2 separate regions of the Homo sapiens genome follow, and region 1 is linked to region 2. A link is a loop called in an ENCODE intact Hi-C map of the cell type or tissue named here. Cell type or tissue: A673. All regions are shown on one strand. Links, peaks and the distances in the headings refer to the core of each region. The heading gives the core; the rest is flanking DNA.

Region 1 (8,342 bases), core at 73-8,072, 120 kb before region 2:
TGTACCCCTGCCTTTTGCCTGCTTTGCACTCCCCAAAAAGCGGCTAAAATGTTATAGTTAAGTGGGTGATTCCTTTCCCATTTTCTCCCCAAGCCTGGGGTTTGAAATTGCTGAAATCATGTGGCCCTCTGAGTCAACTTGGGGGTCTAAGTTTCAGATCCTTGCTTCCCTTGTCCCGGGAAGAGCGTACAAAAGCCGGGCTTCTCCATTTGTCACTTGTATTTTTTTTCTTCCTCTCTGTACTCTCTGTCTCTCTCTGCCTCTATCTCTCTTTCTCTGTCTCCTTCTCTGGCTCTCTTCCCCTTCCTCTCTCCGCTCCCAGGACCGGCACGATGGTGTCCCGAGCCACAGCTCGCGGCTCTCCCAGCTGGGCTCGGTGTCCCAAGGACCCTACTCGAGCGCCCCGCCGCTGTCCCACACCCCGTCGTCGGACTTCCAGCCGCCCTACTTCCCACCCCCCTACCAGCCGCTCCCCTACCACCAGAGCCAGGACCCCTACTCCCACGTCAACGACCCCTACTCCCTGAACCCACTGCACCAGCCCCAGCAACATCCCTGGGGGCAACGGCAGCGGCAAGAAGTGGGTTCGGAAGCCGGCTCTCTCCTGCCCCAGCCTCGGGCCGCCTTGCCCCAGCTCTCGGGCCTTGACCCCCGGAGGGACTACCACTCGGTCCGCCGGCCGGACGTGCTGCTGCATTCGGCGCACCACGGCCTGGACGCGGGCATGGGTGACAGCCTCTCGCTGCACGGCCTCGGCCATCCCGGAATGGAAGACGTCCAGGTAACCACAAACAAACAAACAAACAAACAAAAAAGACCACGAATAAGGAATGCTTCTGGAGGGGGGGAGGTCAGGAGAGGGCAGCTCTGTCTCTTTTTGGGGAGTTTGTTCCCATGTTTAGAACAGGACTAGACAGTCATATAGAACTGTTTATGTGTGTCTGTATGTATGGCTCTATAGTGGCGATTTCCAGAGGTCTAATTATGATCATCCAAACCACGAGAAATTAAATCTTGAAGAAGAAAAATATGTATTTGCTTTGATACCTTAAGATTATTAGAATAAAGGCGAATGCTTTTGTCCTGCCTCAGCTACCATCTCCTGCATATTCTCTAGTGCTTTGTGGAAGCCAGCTTGGTACCCCTTCTTTACCAACACACACACCCCATAGTGGGGCTGTCCTGCTGACTTGGCAGGTGAAGACCTGGCTGCCTAGAGGCTAGAGCTTCAGAATGAAGTTCCAGGGGCCTCTGTATGCTCCAGAGGTTGCTGCTGAATTTGCAAAGATTTTGCTAAGCATGACAATGAGCTCTGATCATCTAAGCCAGGTCTTGCTTTGAATGTCTCATAAGCCACAGAGCTTTTTTCCAAGAGATAGTTGCAGTCCTCATCTGAGAAATAGAATATATGTGAAGGAGAAACTCAGAACGCCATAATTCAGGAGTCCATGATGGTAGATACCATTTTGGAAATTCTTTTCACTTTTTGGTTCATTAAGTGACTGTAGTGTAATATTCTCCACCTCCCTCTCCTGGCCTCCGCCTATATTAACACTCTTCTCTCCCCACTGCCATCATCCCAGTTGAGAGGCATCACGTGTTTATTTCTTAAAACAAAAGGCTCAAAACACTCCCCCTACCCACCCACTATCCCATCTGCAGTCTACACAATGGAGCCTGATTTGGTTGAGAATACTTGGTTAAACTAAACAAAGAAACATCAAAGAAATGATTCCTAAAAACTGTTTGGGTGATTCTGAGCAGGTCTGCTTTTTCACCCTAAGTTAAATAGTTGGCAGAAAAGATAAATATAGTTTACAGGTATGTAATTGACACTTCAGTTTCATTGGCATAGTTGTATTTATTATGCATCCTTTGACATACCTCTGAAGCAAAGGAAAATAAAATGGGAAAGAGAAGAGGGTGCAAGAGTCATTCTTCTGTACCTTGCTGAAAAAAAATAGTTTTAAACAGTTAAAATGTGGTGACAGCATCAAATGCTGTCTGTGTGTGGTCTATGATTGTTTATTGTTTTAAAAGAAATTCAGTTATTTATTTTTTTAAAAAAGACGGAATTACCTGATTTGTGCCTGGATTTACTGATAGTAATAAGAGTGATGATGGTTTTGTTGATTTAACTGAGCTTGACTGTTCCTGGCTAGAGATATTGCTCATTTCTGAATATCATATGAAAAAGGAAGTATTTAATAGTTTTTTTTTTAATGCATTGGGGTAATATGTGTCTCGAGGGGAAAAGTTTTTAAATTAACCTTTCTGAGTATGGTTCAAAGTGCTGGATAATGAAAGTGGATCAACTCATCACCATTACTGTTGATGATGCTAATGCCGGCCCTGTTACCACCACCCTACAGGCCAAGTGACTCTAGCGAAGGAACTCAGAAATTTTTCCCCCAAAAGAAGGAGCAGTTTTCTTTAGTTAAATGTTTTTAAAGAAATAATTGAGAGAGGTCTTTTTGTGTTTGGTGAAATTCAAAGTCTGAGAGAAAAACAGGGCCAGATCAGTGCACATTTGGGAGAATAGTCTTGTCAAAGCGTCGGAAAGGATTTAGTGTTTATGTGAACGGAGCACCTCGGGGCCAAGTTGTTGCTGTCGGGAATACAGACCACAGAGGTAGAGAGCTGAAAGGAGAAAAGCAGCAGGCAGCACACCGGAGCCACTTGCAGGCTCTCCACTCACCCAACCCCCACCCTGTTCCTCCCCTGCTTTATCTCATTTCGTCACCTGCCGGGAGGCCCACGGGACCTTCTTGGGACGACCCCTATAGTGCAAGGGACACACCCTGCTCCTGTCCCTAGAGGGAAACAGCAAAGACAGGGACGGTCTCTGCCTCCGCGGTGATGACAGACCTCCCAAGGCCAGGGTGAAGTTGACTGATGCAGGGCAGGTGACAAAGACCAGGGGTTATGTTTCCAGGACCACAGCCTCGAATCCGAAGGCTTCCAATCATCTGCTCAACACAGAAGGATCCACTTCCGAGTTAGGAAGCTGGGGTGCGGGGGCTAAAGTTACACAAGCAGGTTGGGATTTCAACGCTCTCCCTACAGCTATCGAATGGGTGGCCTGCACTGGTCCAGTCTTTAAAAGGGCCTGCACTGGTCCAGTCTTTAAAAGGACCAGAGAGTGCCTAGGCCTGGACCTTAAAGTCACTTGTTCCGATCTCAAGGACCTCGTGTGTGTTCCAGATCCCCTTGAGCCAGGGAGCTGGCAGACACTGAGGGTGCTGCCCTGCCTATGGGTCGAGGGTTTTGTTGTGTGACCCAGATGCACCACACTCAGGGCCACAGCCCCCACCATGAGAGAAGAGAAAGAGGAGAGCTAATTCACCAAATGCTTCTAATATTTTTTTAAATGAAACTATAAAACCCTGTCAATTTCTATTTCAATTTACTCACAGGGGCTATTAAACTAGCAAATCGCTGTTTGGGTTCTGGGTATGCTACATTTCACCCATTGTGCATGAGCGCGCGCGCGCGCGCGCGCGTGTGTGTGTGTGTCTAGTTGGGGAGGGGGCTACAAGTGTTAAAAACTCAGGAAAACACCTACAGAGAGAGAGACAGAGGGAGTGAAAGGACACCTAGTTTGGGATTTGTTTAGTTGTCATGTACACCTCTTTTCTTCTTCCCACCTTTGCTCTCTTACCTCCCATCACCTCTACCACCCATGAATATAAACATATAAGGATGTTAAGCCAACTCCCCCCAAACACATACACACACTCAAACACACCCGAGTGTCTTAAAGCAACCCCTGGTATCACTTTTAACTAAAGAAGTCTAGTAATTACGAGTCTGAGTTGTTTTTCTGCGCTTCCGCATGCAGTCCTAATTAAATCTTTACGATCCTCCCTGTGACGATTAAGCGCCAGCATGCTGCGTGAATATCCTGTACAAAAACCCAGCAGGCGGCCGTAATTAGATAGAAAATCAGACAAGAGCCTTCTCATTAACTACCACAACTACCCCACGTCGCTGATGAGGCGTTTATACATATTTACGTACAAGAGTGAGGGTAAGGTGTGAGGGCTCCCGGGTCCAGGCCAGTGTAAGTCAGGGTCTGGCTGCCCAAGGCACAGGAGAATATTTCTGTCCTGCCTGGACACATTGTCACTGTATACACATGATCATAGAAAGGTGTGAATCGTGTGTGTTTGTGTGTGGCAGGGTCCCCTGAGGAGTTATGAACAAGTTACATGAAATATTTTTAAAACACCTTTTTACTATTTCCTAAGATGTGCATGGCATGTTGCAGCAAGGATAACAATTCCTATGGAGAATAACAATTTTGCTCACTTTTCTGAGAACAAAAGAGTGACTATTAAAAATGAAAAGAAACAAATTAACATGCCCCCTGTACGATTAGATCATCTCATTTCTAAAGTTTTGCTTGTTTGGGGTAGACAGTCTTTTTCTTGTGATGAACTCACACTGTGAGGATGCAGCATGAGTCGGTGTGAGTGCTGTGAAAACAGCTCCTCACTCTCAAGCCCTTTGCTTTTTACTTCTCTATAAAGTGGGTAACAATTTGGTCCCAACTTAGGTTTTGAAGGGTCAAGAAAGTAGTTGTAGATTTTAGAAAGACCTAGCATTTATTTTCTTGGTAGGGAGAGAAAGGGAATCTACTGCTTTTGGACGCCCTGGGATGCACAGCCAGAACTGTTCATGTGTATTCTGACAGTAAGAAACTTGCTCCAACAGCTATTTCCTCTCAGAAGTGCTACCAGTGCTCAGAGTTGAAACTTTCCTTCTCTGGAATGAAACTGTGGCACAGAAGATGAACATTCCTTGCGATTACCTAGGTGCTGACTGGGAGGATCTAGACCTTTGTGTGTGTCTGCTTGTCTGTAGTTACTGCCTTCCTAACAGGTGTGCTCCTTGCTGGGAAGCAGCATCAGCAGGACTGGGAGGGAGGGTAAATTGTGAAGGTTCCTCCAAGAGACTGTCATTGTGCAGCAAGAAGCTCATAGTTTACAGGAACGTGTATGGGCTGTAATGGGTGTGCAGTCCTAGAGGCTTGCAAACATGTTCCTATGTGTTGCTGTTTGCATTCCATTCCAAATTGCTCAGACTTTAATTAAAATCCCATAATGTAAACTATTATGTATTTGTAAAATGGCTCTGGGGTTAAGATGCACTGGGATAGAATGGAAAACACAAATTGCTCTTACTAATATTGGTGAAAATCTGTCAGCTGTTGCCAAATTTTTACAATTCATAAGAGCAAATAATATAAAGGTTTATCTGTCTAATATCTATGTTTTATATAATAACTAAACCAATGTTGCATCCCAGATGTCTCTCAAAGTTTTCTTTCTCCACTTCTTCCATTGGAAAAATTTATAATTTGAGTAAATTTCATTTCTATGTCTATTTGGAGGTAATAATAATAATAAAACAGCCCTTTGTGAATTAATATAAATGGAAATAACAGAAACTCCAGTTTGGAATAACATGATTTATGTGTGCAATTCTTTAATATCCTGTCAATTTGAATAGTGATGTTTTTATATTCACAGTCAGTTGAAGATGCCAATAACAGCGGCATGAATCTATTGGACCAGTCTGTCATTAAAAAAGGTATGGATAATTCCCCCCAAAAAGTAAGCAAAGTTCTCTCATGCATTAACGTCTTTATGATGAATTTTCACTTTGGGGGAATTCATTATTTGACAAGACATAAATGTTTGTTCACAATTATAGGACAATGGCTGTCAGATTAGGGGAAAGGGCATGTTGGGAAGATGGAAGTTGGGCAAGGGAGAATGAAAACATCAGACACAAATTCAGATGAGTGAGACAGACTGTTGCAATTTTTCTCATGGCATATTTGGTAGCCATTCTTGATACATCTTAAATAATTGAGCTATCATCATGTGTGGAATTGGCTGGTAAACACTGGTTTCAAGAAGGTGCTACAATTATTTCAATGATAACTGGAGTTTGCTGAGTTAAAGCTTATGTTATTGAGATAGCTCTTTCTTCGTTTTGTATTTGATTTTTTTGGTGATAATTTTGTTCCCAGTTCTCTATGTTTTATGAGTTGTTTTTATTTATTTATTTTTTCATTGTGCCAAATTTGTTGCTAAATATGCGCATCCTGAGAAGCTGAGACAGCCTATGCACATTTCTAAATCTTCCTACATATGCATTCATGATTTAGTGTGACTGTGGAATCACCCCATACTGTTAAAGGGCATGTGATATTAACAAATGTTTGCAGTCTCTTGTACAGCTGTAAGCAAAATAATTAACTAATTAAACTAATTAAATGTAATTACAATAACTCATTTTGGGTGTATTGCAGCTGCTTAATTTTTTCTGCTTTTCTCTGACAGTCACTGAGAGAATGCCTGGCGATTAGTGTAGCTGCTAAAAGGCCTGAATGTCACTCAAATGCCACAAATTTAGGAGTTTAAATGTGTAAACAGTGCAATCTTTAATTATCACAGGAACTGGCATTTGACGATACAATTTTAATACTGTAACCCTTTCTCATGGATGTCGAAGAAATTCTGTCTCTATATTTAGTGTCAACAATCCTCAGCTTTCAATCATTTATGATTCACTTGAGCCACTTGACATTCAACAAAAACAATTAAAAGAAAAAATTCTTTGGGAAGTAATTCATCCAGACTCAAATGGGATAGTAGGAGGGTTGTGGAATAAGGATTCCAAACAGGGTGAGGTATTCTAAATTGTCTTCTTTTACAAAGTCAGGAAGAGTAGCTTTGAAAGGTGGGTGGGGGAAGCTGTACTTGCAATGATGCCATTTGGCCTTGGAATGAATATCCTAAAGTATAGTAAGGTTTGGGGCATAACTATTTATTTTAGTGGTTGCTTCAAACATCTCTCTCTCTCTCTCTCTCATCTTCAAATAATATTGTTTTGGCTTTTAATGCCAGCTTTTGGGTTTGCTAGGATACCCAGGCTCGGTGCTTAAATTTGCAACTGTGCTGACTGACAGCTCACTTTTCCTGTTTTCTCTTGGGTCTCCTCTTTCGGTTAATTGCTGGTTGATTAGGGTGGGGTCGGGGAGGAGCTTCTCCATTGGCTTTTTTCAGTTTGTTTTAGTTCCTCCTCCCTTTTCATGGAAAGCTAGAACCACTTAGCTCAGGGTTCTGTATCCTAGCAACATCATTTGGGCTGGCAGGGGAACATGCCCAACAGATGACCAATCAGAAATGTTATTAATAGCCAGTCCAATAAAAATATTTGTAACTTAGCTTGCCTAGCAAAACAGAGCTGAAGATTTTCTTAGATGTGGGATGCTTTGGTTTCAGAGCTTGTATATGTTTGTCAGTGAAATGTGAATATTTATGTGCAAGGTTGTCTCCAGGAATAAGAAAAAGAGAATAATGACTAAAGTTGATGGTTCTGTTTTTGGAAACAGAAGAGTACATTTTATGTCCCCCCAAATGTACAGCTTTTTAAAAAATGTGCAGCTTAAAATATTTAAGTAGCATCCCAGTTACTTTAATTGATTCAGAGGGTGTGGTATGAATATGATGAAATGGTAGGTCAGTTGCATTATTTAATATTTGACATATTTGCTTTATTACATGAAGAAAAGATCCTATGTCTTTTTTCTTTAGAGAGCCATAGGCAAAATAAGAATACGAGGTTGATTTACTTTTCTAACTCAGTATAAGCCACTTAAAGTTGTGGTGAGTTCATTAGCCCCTTCCCCTGCACCCTAGTCTCTTTGCTCACCATCTCCCCAATTATGAGAGATGTTTCCAAGAGATGAATTTTGTAAAAGAGGTGAGAAAGTCTTGTGAACTAAATATTCTAAATTTCAACACCTAGAAGAAGGCTTAGTTTCTTAATATATTTTCTAATGGGCTTTTAGGCAGATAAAAAAAAATTCTACCTCATTAGTAACAGATTGGCAAGTGGTCTAGGTTTGGGGGTCTCTGAGTCTGTGTTTATGAAGCTAGAAGACTTAGGCATAAATGATGCATGTCTCTATCTCTATGTCTCTTTCTCCAGTTATGGTAAGGCCCCTTCTAAAATTTAACCAATCTAATTTTTCACCTGTGTTTATGTCACCCCATAGATTATGGGCTCCCTCTCTTGTTATGTTTGCTATCTGGGCTTAGCTGACATTTCTGAAGTAATTTAGTTAAGAGGAAATGAGTTGTTCCCAGTAGAGAGAGCAAACGAGTGGAGTGAAGGTAGCCAGCGTGATAAATGGCTCTTTCATTTGAAGATCTCCAGAGCTCGTTTACGGCTAATTTTCTGTATTGGCCCCCTTTGAGCTATTAATGCAATCTGCAGGGACCGTGGCCCCTCTCCTCTTAGCTGCCCCATTAGAGCTCCCATTA
Region 2 (8,342 bases), core at 251-8,250:
GGTGCCCACCCAGACTGAAGGTGGGTCCACTGACTCAAATGTTAATATCCTTTGGCAACACCCTCACAGTCACACCTAGGAACAATACTTTACATCCTTCAATCCAATCAAATTGACACTCAATATTAACCATCATAATAATTATTATTATTTATGGCTTTTCTGTGTTTTACTTATTTTACTTATTAAAGATTAGTTAACTTATTGTAGTTCCCCATAAGATTTCACTGGAAACAAAGTTTGCTGCCAACAAGCACAAAATATAAGTTTGTAACTATGATCATGGACAGGTGTTTTTATGTGTTTTGGCATTTGTGAAATGGTGGGTGGGCAAAATGTGGGAGGCTGTGCTTATCTAAAGCCTGCAGGGTCCTAGAACCCTAGTTCACTGGGCATTAAGGTTCATGGAGGCGTAGCAAAGATCTGCTTGGATTTGGAGAAAGAGTTTCTCAGTGGTTGTGTTTCACTCTTTGAAATAACATAAAAAATCCCTGGTTCTTTCTGGTTCAGAAGTAAATTTTTTCATCAGTCTAAGTTCCCTTCTTACCCCACCATGCTCTGGATAAGACCCATTCTTCATACTTACTTTTCCCATTTACACTCTTCCAATTTTCTAACTTTCTAGAAGGACTAACTGATTCCTTTATATCCCTGCATTAATTAAGCATTAATGTGGGCAGTTTTCTGCCTATTTATTTTAAATATTTTATTTTAAAATACTTTCATGCAATTGTACTTCATTTTATTGTGCTTTGTAGTTATTGTATTATTTACAACCCCAGGTTGCCACAAACATGTACCAAGAGAATACATGTTGTTTTTCCAACATGTACTTCCAACTTCATCAGTGAATGTTGTGTGTGTTCTGACTGCTCCACCAACCAGTCTTTCCCCATCTTTCTCCCTCTTATGGGGCTTCCCTTTCCCTGAGACACAACAATATTGAAATTAGGCCAATTAATAACCCTACAATGACCTCTAAGTGTTCAAGTTAAAGGGAGAGTTGCACATCTCTCACTTTAAATCAAAAGTGAGAAATGATTAATCTTAGCGAGGAAGGCATGTCCAAAGCTGAGACAGCCCAAAAATTAGGCTTACATTTACACAGCCAAGCTGTAAATGCAAAGGTAAGGTTCTTTAAGGAGACTAAATGTGCTACTCTAGTGACCACATGAATGACAAGACAGCAAAATAGCCTTGTTGCTAATATAGAGGAAGTTTGAGTGGTCTGGATAGAAGATCAAACCAGCTGCAACACTCCCTTAAGCCTAAGCCTAATCCACAGCAAGACCCCAACTCTCTTCAGTTCTATGAAGGCTGAGGAATGTGAGGAAACTGTAGAAAAAAAGTTTGAAGCTAGTAGAGGTTGGTTCATGGACTTTATGGAAGCAATCCATCTTCATAACACAAAAGTGCAGGGTGAAGCAGCAAGTGCTAATGTAGAAGCATCAGCAAGTTCTCCAGGAGATCTAGCTAAGATCATTGATTAATGTGGCTATACTAAACAACAGATTTTCAATGCACATGAAACAGCCTTCTATTGGAAGAAGATGCCATCCAGGATTTTCATAGCTAGAGAAGAGAAGTCAGTGCCTGGCTTCAAAGCTTCAAAGGATAGGTTGACTCTCTTGGGGTCTGGTGACTTGAAGTTGAAGCCAATGCTCATTTACTATTCCAAAAATTCTAAGGCCCAGGCTGGGTGCAGTGGCTCACGACTGTAATCTCAGCACTTTGGGAGGCCGAGGCAGGTGGATCACGAGGTCAGGAGATCGAGATCATCCTGGCCAACACGGTAAAACCCTGTCTCTACTAACAATACAAAAATTAGCTGGATGTGGTGGTGCGTGCTTGTAATCCCAGATACTCAGAAGGCTGAGGCAGGAGAATGGCTTGAACCAGGGAGTCGGAGACTGTAGTGAGCTGAGATTGCACCACTGCACTCCAGCCTGGGGACAGAGCAAGACTCTGTCTACAAAAAAACAAAAACAAAAACAAAAACAAAAACCTTCTAGGGCCCTTAAGAATTATGCTATGTCTACTCTGCTTGTGCTTTCTATATGGAACAACAAAGCCTAGAGGACAGCATAACTGTTTACAGCATGGTTTACTGAATATTTTAAGCCCACTACTGATACCTACTGCTCAGAAGAAAAGATCTCTTTTGAAATATTATTGCTCTCTGACAATGTACTTGGTCACTCAAAATCCCTGATGGAGATGTACAAGGAGATTAATGTTGCTTTTATGCCTGCTAACACAATATCCATTCTGTAGCCCATGGGTTAAAGAGTAATTTTGACTTTTTAAGTTTTATTATTTCAGAAATTCATTTTATAAGACTAAAGCTGCCCTAGCTAATGATTCCTCTGATGGATCTGGGCAAAATAAATTGAAAATATTCTGGAAAGAATTCACCATTCTAGATGCCATCAAGAACATTTATGATTCATGAGAGGAGGTTAAAAGATCAATCTTAACAGGAGTTTGATGGAAGTTGATTCCAACCTTATGGATGATTTGGTGTGGTTCAAGACTTTAGTGGAGGAAGTAACTGCAGATGTGGTGAAAATAGCAAGAGAACTAGAATTAGAAGTGGAGCCTGAAGATATGACTGAATTGCTGCCATCTAATCAACAAACCTGAACTACGAGGAGTTGCTTCTTGTGGATGAAAAAAAGTAAGTTTCTTGAGATGAAGAATCTACTGATAAAGATGCAGCAAACACTGTTGAAATGACAACAAAAGATTTAGAGTATTACATAAACTTAGTTGATAAGCAGTGGTAGGATTTGAGGGGATAGACTTCAGTTTTGGAAGAAGTTCAACTGTGGTTAAAATGCTATAAAACAGCATTGCATGCTACAGAGAAATCTTTCATGAAAGGAAAAGTCCATCCATGTGGCTGGCAAACTTCATTGTCTTATTTTAAGAAATTGCTATAGCCATCCCAAGTATCTGCAGCCATCACCTTGATCGGTCGGCAGCCATCAACATCGAGGCAGGACCCTCTATCAGCAAAAAGATTATGACTTGCTGAAGGCTTAGATAATTGTTAGTACTTTTAAGCAATATTTGAAAATTAAAGTATATACATTATTTTTATAGATATAATGTTATTGCATACTTAATAGACTACAGTATAGTGTAAACATAATTTTATATCCACTGGGAAAATAAAAAATTTGTGTGACTTGCTTTATTGCAATTTGTTTTATTTCAGTGATCCGGAACTGAAACTGTCATATCTCTGAGGTTTGCCTTCAGTTACAGAAAATTTGCAAAATAGTACAGAGAATGTTTACCATTCATGGAGTCTTCCCTAACATTAATATTATTATGATATAATCATAGAATTTAAGAAAACCAGGAAATTAACACTGACACAATGAAATACTGTTAATTTGTCTGAAAGCCTTATTTACATTTCACTTTTTCCCCGCTAAGTAATGTCTTCTTTTTTGATCCATGATCCTGTCCAGGATCGTACCTTGCACTTAGCTATTATGTGTCCTTAGTCTGCTCTAATCTGTGACAGTTTATCAGTCTTCCCTGTCTTTCATGACTCTGACACCTTTGAAGATTCTGGTTAGTTGTTTGGTATAATGTCCTTCAATTTGAGTTTGTCTGATGTTTTATTCAGGCTAAGATTGAGGTTATATATTTTTGTGGGTTTTTTTTTAAATTTTTATTTTTTTGAGACAGAGCCTCGCTCTGTCAGCCAGGCTGCAGTGCAGTGGTGCTATCTCAGGTCACTGAAACCTCTGCCTCCTGGGTTCAAGCGATTCTCGTGCCTCAGCCTCCCAGATAACTGGGATTACAGGTGCCTGCTACCATGCCCTGCTAATTTTTATATTTTTATTTGCGATGTGGTTTTACCATGTTGGCCAGGCTGGTCTCAAACTCCTGAGCTCAAGTGATCCACCCGCCTTGGACTCCCAAAGTGCTGCAATTACAGGCATGAGCCACTGCGCCCCACCTGGGGTTATATATTTTAGGACAAGAATACCATAGAAATGATGTTGTGTCCTCAGTTCATCATAGGAATGGTGTAAGATATTGGTATATCTTATTACTGATGATGTTGCCCTTGATCATTTGCTTAAGATAATGTCTGCCAAATTTATCCATTATAAAGTTACTCCTTTTTTAAGTTGCTTTTTTCCCTTTTATAATTAATATTTAGGAGAGATACTTTGAGGATTTGCAAATCTTTTGTCCTTATTATATTTTTTCCTACTAATTTCAATACAGAGAAGCATTGTTTTACCCTGATCCTTAGCCAAGTGGCTTAGAAATAAAGAAAGCATTTAGGGACTTCAAAATGTGAGTCCCCAATAATTGGATGTATAGATGTACTTTAGCATTGATTCCTTCTGAATATGCACAAGATTATTTAAGGCCAAGTGAGGAAAGGGAGTAGACTGAAAATGTGCATTGCAGGTTTCTGAAACAGCTGACTCACTCAGTCATATTCATGGCATACTTTTGACTCTTATTTCACATAGTCCCTGCTGCCACTCTGACTTGCTCCACCTCCAGGCCATTTCACACTGAAGTTTGTGAGGATCTCAGCTCAGTGTCCCCAGGGTGTTTATTTCATAGTTTCTCAGAGGGAAGGCGCAGTGTGCCTACCCTGGCCTCCCACTCCAATCACAGATTCAGCTACTTCCACAGATGCCCATGTAAATCATCTTTAGTAGAACAATGAGAATCTGGGGAAAACCCCTCCTAGGGAAACGAGTGTCATTTCATTAAAAGAAAAAAAACCACAATCCTTCAAATCTGGTTCATCTCACAGTCTAAATGCAAGTTCTTAATTAAAAGCCAACAGAGATTTCTAAAGTTGGAGAAAAACTGGAGCAACAACTTTTAAAATTATCCTGTGGGCTTTTTTTCCTTCTTAGTTTCTTAAAGAGAAAAAGGCTAATAACCATTCAGTGGCAAATTGCTGTTCCTTCAGAACAAGGAAGTGAATGAGAATGAAAAGTGGCATCCCAGGGGAATAGGGAGTCATCCTGTAATTAGACGGGGCACCATGTCGAGAGGCAGCAGAAAATTACTGGAATGGATCAATGAGGAATTGTCCTATTAGGCCTGAATAGTTTATTCGAATTTCAAGTTTCTGGAAGAAATTGTGTTTTCCACAGTACCTAAAACAGTGCTGAGCATAAAGTAAGAACTCACCGAATCCTCGTTTATTGATTTGAGGATTCCATAGTTCAAAGTCTCTGGCGTTTTGGTAGACTGTGATTTTTGTTTCAGCATGTCAGTGCTGAATGTTGGTGATGATAATAGGCTCTTTATATATGGGGTTGATCTTCCTCAGCACTACTGATATTTGGGACCAGATGATTCTTTGTTGTGGGGTGTTTATTGAGGGATGTTTAGCAGCGTTCCTGACTTCTATGCACTAGATGCCAGTAGCATTGCCTCAACTCATGACAATCAAATATGTCTTCAGACATTGCCAAATGTTTTTATTTCCTTATCCCAAGGTTATCCCACAGATAAATGGTAGAATTGAGGATAAGACCCAGAAGGTCTGAATCCTGGCCTTTAGTAATTGCCATACTATAACTCTACTAATTGCATCATGGACTACATTGATATGAACGAAATGTTAGAAGCATTGACATACAGCAGCACAGTTTTTTAAAAAATTGTTTAGAATAAATTCTATGCACACACCAGTTATGCAACTTAGAGGCATGGTGACCACCTTGAAGAATCAATAAATTTTGTCCATTTTGCAGGAGAACCCACTGATCATGGAGGCATGAAACAAACTGAGCAGAGGAGATTTGGTTTTGCTTCTTTCTGAGTACCAGCCGAGGGCTGGGCAGTACTGAATCCGAGTCTCTTTCCTTAATTTACATATTGCCTCCATTTTAGCAATACAGAAGGGAAATGAATAAAAACAATTATCCTCAAAGACATTCAGTCTGGTCTTGACTTGTTAAGAACGATAAAAGTCAGCAGTTAGAAGTATTTAATACAGCTGAACAAACCATAGAGTCTCAAACAGCTTCATCTGGTGCATTTCCTCTCAATGGCAAATAAAAAGGAAGACTATAATTAGGGCGTGATTCTGCACAAGCTATCCAATAAAAGCTTTTAAAAATGATTGCCCTTATAGACAGCATGTAAAGAACAAAGGAATCATGAATGGTTTATTATTTGCTTATTAGTATTACTATATGATCATCTATTTTTTGCATTTTAAACCAAAATGAAATACTAAAATTTTCACATGATTTCTTAAGGATATTTTTGACACCTCATTCAAAGTATGCTGGTTTGTTGTTTTCTGAAAGTCAAATCCTCAGATTTTCAATTAATCAATAAATGTTTATTAAATCTCATGCTGTTTGCCAGATCCAGAGTACTGCACAAAATTTGGTTGGAAGATCTGAGGCTTCTCTTTCAATCTAGAAATTGAAAGTAAAGTAAGAAAAAGAGAAATCAGTGACCCTGGACCTTTAATGTGCCCACAACTCACCTGAGATCTCTTTTAAATGAGTTTCTGACTCAGCAGGTCTAGGGTAGAGCATAAGATTCTGCATTTCTAAGTTTCCAGGTGATGCTGATGTTGCTGGTCCAAGGATCACATATTGTGTGGCAAGAATGGAAATGACAGTCCTAGGATACATGATAAAAATAAGCTGAGCTCTAATTACCAAGTTCAAAGTATGTCTCCTGTATGCTCAAAAAGTTATTCTCTTCTCACCTCTGTGGTATAGCAATCACTGAGGATGTTTACGTGCCTTGTGCTTTTGCCCATTGCTGGTACTGCATGTTTTTCTTTGTGCATGAAAACTTGCCTGCATTTTGCTACACGGAGATGGGAATGGGCTTCCACTGTTGTGCACTGCTAAGACGTATCTAAGCTGTTTGGAAAGCCACTTATAATTTGACATTGGCAGATGGTCTAGATTTCCACTGGAACCTCTGTGACTCCTGTATTTTCTATTTAGGTTTTATAGTTGCCCAGAGACTCTTCAAATTAAGGTCTATGGCCTAACCCTGTGTACTAAGCACATGGTCCCTTGAGTACACTTCTAGTCACTCTCTCGATGCAGTGTGAGAAAGAAACAGGTATAAGTAGAGTCATGCTTTCTATTTCATATAAATGTGTAGAGGCCTTCCCTTTCAGGAGTTGCTCATGGCTAATTGTAACACTGTGCCTAGCTAGCAGTTTAGCACCTATACCAGCAGTGTCCAATAAATCTTACTGCAATGATGTGATTTTGTGTTTCTGTGCTGTTCATTTGGTAGCCATTAGTCACATGTGGCTATTGAGAACTTAAGATATAGCTTGTGAGACTGAAGAACTAAATTTCGAATTTTTATTATGTTTAAATGTAATTAAATAAAACTTAAATATTACCACTGGCTAGTGGTTACCATATTGGACAGCACAGCAAGATGAAATTCTCAAAGATACATGCACTCACAAGAAAGCAGCAGGAAATGATTGGATCCAACCAAAACTAGACTACTTTTGACCTGGCTTTCTAATTTATCAAGGTCATGGAGTACCCTGGGAAAATGTCTTAGTTACTCTGTTCATTTTTGTATCTTTCTTAGAAATATGAGAAAGAGTAGGTATTTAATTTTTACTTTTAAATACCTTTCCGTTTACTTCATAAGAAATACGTAATCATTATAGAAGACTTAGAAATTTATTATATTTCTACATAAAATGAAGAAAAACATTGAGAATCCCACCATCTAAAAATAACCAGAGTGAACATTTTGGTGAATAGCCTTTCAATTATCTGTGTGTGTGTATCATAATGATCTATAAATAAGCCCATATATCTATAAATCTATACATATTACATGAAAACAATTATTATTATTACTATTATTTTGAGATGAGTTTCGTTCTTGTTGCCCAGGCTGGAGTGCAATGGCACAATCTCGGCTCACTGCAACCTTTGCCTCCTGGGTTCAAGCAATTCTCCTGCCTCAGCCTTCCGAGTAGCTGGGATTACAGGTGCCCGCCACCACAGCCAGCTAATTTTTTGTACTTTTAGTAGAGATGAGGTTTCACCATGTTGGCCCAGCTGGTCTCAAGCTCCTGACCTCAGTTGATCCACCCGCCTTGGCCTCCCAAAGTGGTAGGATTACAGGCATGAGCCACCGCACCTGGCTTTTTTTTTTTTTTTTTTTTTTTTAGACAGAGTCTCGCTCTGTCACCTGGGATGGAGTGCAGTGGCACAATCAGAGCTCACTGCAGCCTTGACCTCCTGGGCTCAAGCGATCCTCCCACCTTAGCCTCCTGAGTAGCAAGGACTACACGCATGCATCACCACACCTGGCTATTTTTTAAAATTATT

Evidence for each region. Hi-C counts contacts between places; a loop is a spot of excess contacts. Peaks named below come from ENCODE experiments on the same cell type or tissue, not always from the same donor. Only the 100,000 strongest peaks of a DNase experiment are listed, where the experiment ranks them.
Region 1: it touches region 2 in a loop (5-fold over the local background); 2 of 110 quality-filtered maps call a loop at or near these places.

Annotation. Positions count from the first base shown.
Region 1 is chr6:50,823,085-50,831,426 of GRCh38, forward strand. It overlaps TFAP2B (transcription factor AP-2 beta), which reads left to right. Exons shown (of 7, transcript NM_003221.4): 2 at 323-781; 3 at 5,535-5,595. Among named protein-coding and RNA genes, the nearest start is that of TFAP2B, 8.4 kb to the left of the region's middle. RefSeq lists enhancers at 588-1,115, 2,267-2,767, 2,768-3,268 and a silencer at 1,181-1,310. In A673, for the core only: no CTCF peak of the experiment used is centred there; a DNase peak (open chromatin) is centred at 3,907; H3K27me3 peaks cover 4,705 bases.
Region 2 is chr6:50,947,724-50,956,065 of GRCh38, forward strand. No RefSeq gene overlaps it. Among named protein-coding and RNA genes, the nearest start is that of TFAP2B, 130 kb to the left of the region's middle. In A673, for the core only: a CTCF peak has its summit at 4,564 (motif pointing left); DNase peaks (open chromatin) are centred at 4,618, 4,988 and 5,978; H3K4me3 peaks cover 1,794 bases; H3K27ac peaks cover 2,612 bases.